Regions from separate parts of the Mus musculus genome. Here region 1 is linked to region 2. A link is a contact called in ENCODE Hi-C or POLR2A ChIA-PET data. All regions are on one chromosome and are shown on one strand. Each heading gives the region's core, a stretch centred on a gene start or an enhancer-like site at or near the end of the contact. The rest is flanking DNA. Distances are from core to core; before and after follow the strand shown.

Region 1 (3,306 bases), core at 568-3,067, 40 kb before region 2:
CACAATGTTGGTGAGGAAAGGGGGGGGGGAATATAAAGTATCGAGTACATAGTTAATTTGTCTCAACCTGCTTACTCCATGTATACAGTCTGTGCAGAAAGGTAATTCTAGTCTTCCCTCCTTCCATACTTGGGAGTGCGGGAGCTTGCCAAGGGTCTTATTCAGATTAACAATATTCCAACCAAGTAGCAGAGTATTTAGCTTAGTTTAAGGAAGAAGAAGAAGAAATAAAAGACAGGTTTAGAAGATTTTCGGGAAAATTAAATATGGGGTGGGGACACTCTACATTGATGTTTTGGTCGGGAAGTGGTTGTTTGGGGATCGCGAGGACACCGACAATACTTCTACTCCAAAGGGTCTTGGAGTTAGAAGACCTGAGAGTCGTCCAGCTTTCTTCCGGCCCCCAAACGTGGCAAGAACCCACCCTTTGCAGCGCCAGGCACGGTGCCTCACTTTCTCCATTTGCGGACTCCAGTTCCCAGGATGCAGAGCTGCGGCCAATCTCCAGGCTCTCTTTTCACCCCCCACCCCCCCTTGGCAAAGATTGTCCCCCAGCCAAAGAAAGGAGTTCCAAGGGTCAGTGACTTTAGGGAACAGAATTAAAAAGTGGCCAGAATCCTAGCTTTACCACCCAGAAGGTAAAGGAGGCAGCTCCTGGGCCGTGGCGAAGAAGAGGGGGGCTTTATTCCCACGTGTCTGCCCGGCGGCCAGCCTGGCGCAGTCGGGGTTAATCTGCAGCGGAGGGATCCCGGAGCGTGTGCGTAGAACTGCAGAGTCACAGCCTTTCCTCCAAGAGGGCTGTACCCCTCCGCCGCCCCGCTCCAACACAAAATAGGGCCTCCTCTTCTCCTTTCTCCCCTTCTCGAGTGGGGTTCCCCAGGCAAAAGGGCCCCCTGGATCTCGCGCCGGACGCTCCACGAGTCTCTACGATCGCTGCCCAGCTCCAAGGCGAGGAAAGAGCCTCTTCGCAGGAACCACCCTACCGGCCGAGCAGGAGGCGGAGGGGGGAGGCGGAGCGGCGCCGCGCTGCACTACTTTCCTCTCCGGTTGCAAATGGCTGCCTCGTTCCCCACTTTCCGCTCAGTTTCCTGACCCCCCGGCGCCGGGAGCCGGGGTTGGACCATGCACCTCTAGACCCCCCGCGATCAGTGCCTGCCGGGGGTCTAGGGGGTGCCGCTGACCACAGGCGGCCAGGCCGGGGGCGGGGCAGCTCCCGAGGCCAGAGGGGAAGGGAGGCGAGCGCTGGGCCTGGAGCGGCCGGAGGGGAGCGGGCAGAGGGCTCGCACCGCCCGCCCCTTCCTCTTCCTCGCCCACCAACCCTCCTCCCTTCCCCGGGGGGAGCAGAAGGTGGGGGGCTCGAAGCCGCCGAGGGGGGACGCTCGGGGTCGCGGAGCCCGGCGCTGGGTGTGTGTCAGGTTCGGCCCCGCCGGCTCCGCGTCGCCGTAGCTCGCGCGGCCCCGGGGCGCCGGCCCGGCGGGGAGAGGGGCTCGGCGCGGCTGCGAGGGGCTCACGTTCCATCCGGGCCCGGCGCGCGGCGCGGCGCGGCGCGGCATTCCTTCCGGGCTGCTGGGGAGGCGCCTCGACGTTCCATCTGGAGAGCCTCGACGTTCCGCCCGAGCCCGGCGCGGGCGGCCGGGGCGCTGGCCGGGCCCTAGGACTGAGAGGCCGCCCCGCGACGCGGATGCGGAGCCTGCTCGCCCAAGATCAAAGCCACCGGTGCTCTCTTTGTGTCCGCTCGGGATTCGCCGCCCTGGGGCTGTTCATGGAAACCTAAACTGCTGGAACCTGAGGCAGAGAACCCCTGTTGGATTTTTGCTTTTTTTTTTTTTTTTTTTTTTAAACCCCCGGGGGAAGGGTGACCACTCCGACCTGGATTTACCGTTCTTGGTCTCCCTAAGCCCCCCCGAGTGGGGGGCGGCTGTGCTCGCTCTGGCGGTTGGAGGTCGGGGAGCGGCCCGGGCTCTGGCCATGTTCTCGGATGAGGATTTCTGGATCGCCCTGTGAAGAGGTGAGTGAAGTCCGCCCGGCCTGGGCCCAGAAAGGGTTGGACTAGGGGCACAGCCAGATGGACTATCTTGGCCGGTGGCTGGCCTTTAGGTTGGAGAAAGGGGTGCCAGAGCTGGGGAGGGTTCCTTTGGCAGGGTCTGTCAAGGGAATCTGAGCCAGTTGCCACGGCAGAACCGAGGCCTGGTTTCTTGGGGTGTGCCTCTTTAAAGATTGGGGGTTCAGGGAACTACAGGAGTTTGGGAACATGTCCAGATAGCCTCTCTGCCTGTTTATTTTTGTGTTGAGGGAGTTCGACCAAACTAGGACCCAGGCCCTGATGCCAACACCAATCCCAGGCTGTTGTCCCCCACCCCCACCCCCAGGGTTCCTTGGGACAGAGCAACTTGGTGGGGGGATGCCACTGCCAGGTCCCACATACTGCCAGATTGGACTTTAATGTTGTTCCTACCTACCTGGGCACCCAAAACAATCCGTGGGAAACTCAAGGAGCCCTGAGTCCTTCACCCGGGAGGTGGGGGGGGGGGGGGAGGGTGGGTGGAAACTGGTGCGATGAAGAGGGGAGCTGGGGCATGAAGGAGGTGGGGCTGGGGCAGCTCTGCCCCTGCTGTTCAACTTAACTACTCTGCCTGGCAAAGTGACCCCAGCAAGGCCTAGTGGTGTCTTAGCCTGCTTCGTTTCCCCTCCTCTTGGGATGGACATAATCTCCGGGGGATTATAGAGGAGGCCGTTGAGATCTGTTCTCTACGAATGTGGGCTGCAAAAAAATGGCTTTTGTCTCTTGCTTTCTCTGGGCCTAGTGTAGAGTTAGCTGCCCATGAGTCCCTGGCCAATCCTGAAAGCCCCCGCCAGATCTCTACAATGCTTTTCTGGCTACGGAATGGTAAATAGTTCTCAGGTGCTGCCCCGGCTCTGCAGAGTAGGCTAGCTTGTGCCTCTTTGATGGAGAAATGACTTTATTTGTGCTCTTTTCTGCTGGAAGCCAGTGTTTCCAGCCCTGGTAGGAGGTGCTGGGGAGAAGGGGTGTGTATCTACAGCAGGAAGGGTGCAGCATGAGCCTCCCGCCTCAGCCTCTGGGCCCCGGGCTGGGGACAGCCTCTCTCACACCTGTCATGTTGCCCAGCAGGGATTTGGCTAGTGCATTTTGCGCCCTCATTCCACCCCCTCCAAAATACATTTGCTAGGTCTCCTTGAGTATTGTCTCAGAAAGGGGAAAGCAGGGGGTTTGCCCTTGAAAGCTTTCTGAGAGTTGGCATAGGGGTGCGGGGTAAAGTGAGCTGTCATCTATGGTCTCTGCCTCTC
Region 2 (3,383 bases), core at 351-2,850:
GGCGGACACATGGAGCTCCCCTTGTGGGGGGGCCCCCTCCATTACCCAACCTACCGCCCTTTCCTCCCCCCCCCTCCCCACCCCCTGGCTGTGACTGCTGTAAGGTGGGGGTATAGAGAGAAGCTGGGTGATTCTTACCCGGGTTGTATAGTTGGACTATGTTATAACGCACAAAGTGAGCTGGCCCCAGGGGGAGCCAGAGGGTGATGGTGCCCTTATCTTCCTTTCCCTTCCTTTCCCCCCCCAAGCTTGTGCTGCAGACGAACCTCTTCCTGCGGGTAGCGGTAGGGTAGAGGGTGTGTGAGGCCTCAGACCCCTCTCTGGTGGAGCGAGGGGATGAAATGACGCTTCTATGCAGTTCTCTCCTAGGGGCTGTGGGCAGAGGGCATTTTGTAATTACTATTTTCAAGAATCAGATTATCTGGATTGTAGAGATGGGCTGGATGGTGGCAAATGGGCAGGCCTGCTGGAGGGGTAGGGCGGTTGCTGTTGTGATTTTAGGTTTTTGTTTTGTTTTAAATTTGGGGGATTGTGGATTGATGGGGGTAGGGAGATTTTTGGGTTTTTTTTTTTTTTTTTTTTTTTTTTCTGGCCTTTTTTTTTTCTTTTCTTTTCTTTTTTTTTTTTTTAAAGCTGCTTCCTCAACTGTTTCAAGCTGCAAATGTTTGAGAATAACAACTCCCCCACACTCCCACGGAAACCATTGTAATTAGACTAGACAGTGGGAACCTGGGCTTGCTGTCCCCAAAGCCACAGAGCTGAACGGTCTAGGCATTAGGTGGGGGAGATGGTCTCCTGTGAGTCAGGCTCTGGTTGGGGTTTGGGCCCTAGAACTGGGAAAGGAGAAGGGGCAGACTTTGTAAGCATATGCTAGGTATCCGATAGTCCTGTAGAATTTAGTGAAGAAACCTTATACAGTTTTTAATTTTTATATAAACTATAACTCAGACCCACGCTACAAGGTTGGAATTTTGGTTGTTGTTGGTTTTTTTTTTTTTTTTAAAGTACCCTGCCTGTATAATTGCATCAGAATCCCACCCCCAACCCCGCCCCCTGTGTTTGTATTTTGGGTTGGTTTACACTTGCACTCAATTTTCAGTTTCTCCCTTTTTACCTTCTACCTTCACCTCCAGGACCCTCCCCCTTTAAAAAAAAATAAATCGCTGACAAGTGTGAACCCGTGAAGAACTTTCTTTTGTGTTGTGTGTATCCTGTACAGCAAGGTTGGTCCTTCGTGACAACGGATGAAATGGTTCCCTTTTTTAAAGCGCTCTCTCTTCCTCCACCCCCAGCGCCCCTGTCCTTGGCATGTTTTGTATCAGCGATCATTCTGAACTGTACATAATTTATGTTGCGAGAGGCAAAGGGCAAGTTTTGGATTTTGCTTCTTCAAAGTTTGTTTTTAAACGATAAATAAAAAAAGAACATTTTAAATACAAGTGCCTCTGTCCCATGACCCTCGCCGTTGGCCAGATCTTAAGGTCCTGGAGAGCTGGGAGAGGAAGGTTACCCAATAAACCAGGCTCAGCCACCGCCGGAAGGGTGGGTTCCCCGCCTTCCGCCCTGCGGCTGGGGTCTGACGTAGGCGGAAGTGGTGCGCGGCACCGGATGTGGGGCGGGGTCTGGCGCCAGGGAGCTTTCCAAGCTGAGGAACTGGCGGGCGCTAGCAATGGAGTCGGTGAGTGGCGCAGGAGGGCGGCGGGGGGCGCTGTGGAGCCGGAGACCCCCCGCTAGGAGCCGGGGAAGGCCGGCCCGGCTTGGCGCTGGAGTCCGGGACTCCCCTTCCTCTGCTCGGGTGGGCGCCTCTCCTAGGTCTGGGCCACACCCGTGCCCGCCCGCCCGCCCGCCCGCCAGGGGTCCGCGGTACCCTGAGAGATAGGGAGCGGGTTGTGAGCTTGGAGCCCCCTGCCCATGAGTGCCTCAAGTCCTTTCCGAAGTTTGCATGAGAGCGGGGTTGTGATCCCGCGTATTAGGTGAGCGAGCCCGGCTTGCAGGGAGCTCCAGGACCCCGTTTGTGCGATTGCTTAAGCAATTGTTGGCATCCTGCGAGGTTCCATTCCTTTACTAAGCCCGAGAATTGAATTTTCCGCGAAGGAAGGAATCCAGGAGGCCACTGTGTCCCCTGGACAAGTTTAGGTCGTGTCCTGATCAGTGACGCTGTGCATGCGTGTTGACAGCTCGTTCTTGGCGAGCACCGTCGGCTCGGCTCTTTACAGATGCGGTAGGTTTATCTGCTACTTACTTGTTTGACCGACCTCATTCGCAGGAGCTTTCTCTGCCACTCCGAAGGCCCTCCCATCGACTTCCTGCTCCGTAGTTTTTAACCGAGTATCTTCTGAGGGCAGCTTGGGGTTTGTCTTCCCCCACCATATATCCATGTAATACTTGCAGGTTCGCTCTTCTTAGAATTGCGTTTTCTTTGAGTCAGTTACTTGGCCTGGAGTAAATTCTCTCCCCCTCCCCCCCCCCCCGCCCCTTTGTGTGCAGAGGAATAGTGTAACTTAGTTTATAAAGAAGGAAGGATAAAGTGGTAAAATGGTATGCAGGTGGTCCTCTAACCAAGGATTTTGTTTTTCTACAGAGAAAGCATTCTCAGCAAAAGTAGTTTGATTACATTAAATTTAAAACAACACGTTTCTAACTTGTAAATGTATTATTTACATTATAAGTGAACTGTGAGTATATAGTTCTAAAGCAACTTTTCTCTATATTTACGAATTTAGCCCTTTGCTTTATATATACTGGAGTACAGAGAGACAGAGATGAGAGGTACCGGGAAGGCTGTTAGTTAAGGTAGACTGTAGTAAGTACTGTCCTTAGGGCTTTTTTTTTTTCCCCTCCCCTGAGACAGGGTTTCTCTGGGTAGCCCTGGCAGCTGTCCTGGAACTCACTCTGTAGACCAGGCTGGCCTCAGAACTCAGAAATCCGCCTGCCTCTGCCTTCAAGTGCTGGGATTAAAGGTGTCCTTAGGATACAGACACCTGACTAAAGGAAGGAGAAATTACAGTGAGCCTAGGAGCAGAGTTCAGCCCATGGCTCAGTAGTGTTGAAACTAGATTTTGATGATAGTGTAAGAAAAGGTGGCTAAAACCAAGTTGGAAGTCTCTCTCTCTCTCTCTCTCTCTCTCTCTCTCTCTGAGACAGGGTCTCAGTAGGTAGCTCAGATGGTCTGCACAGTGTGGCTATGAGCCATCACTCGCTTGGGCTGTGGGCTTTTATAGTAAGGGGGCCAGTGGGAGATTTATGAGCAAGGCAGGCGGTGTGCTTGAGAATATTCTTAACAGCTTTCTGTGAATAGACGAAACCACTTCAGAAAGGAAGTTTTGTTTTGTTTGGTTTTTCTTTTATTTTGAAGTGTAAGAGAGAGAGAGATAGACAGAGAC

The links. Hi-C counts contacts between places; a loop is a spot of excess contacts on that map. ChIA-PET counts read pairs that join two places held with the same protein, here RNA polymerase II (POLR2A).
Region 1: a loop to region 2 is called in a map of heart, with 7 times the contacts of the local background. The contact joins the promoter of Kmt2d here to the promoter of Prkag1 in region 2. A Hi-C loop is called at or near these places in 16 of 37 maps with a recorded cell type or tissue (CH12.LX, T-helper 17 cell, adrenal gland and 3 more). POLR2A ChIA-PET finds 5 or more read pairs at or near these places in 4 of 5 experiments (Patski and embryonic stem cell).

Annotation. Positions count from the first base shown.
Region 1 is chr15:98,869,716-98,873,021 of GRCm38, reverse strand. Kmt2d (lysine (K)-specific methyltransferase 2D) reads left to right here and starts at 1,817. Exons shown (of 55, transcript NM_001033276.3): 1 at 1,817-2,008.
Region 2 is chr15:98,829,725-98,833,107 of GRCm38, reverse strand. Prkag1 (protein kinase, AMP-activated, gamma 1 non-catalytic subunit) reads left to right here and starts at 1,600. Exons shown (of 12, transcript NM_016781.2): 1 at 1,600-1,678. The coding sequence starts at 1,670. It overlaps Kmt2d (lysine (K)-specific methyltransferase 2D), which reads left to right. Exons shown (of 55, transcript NM_001033276.3): 55 at 1-1,439.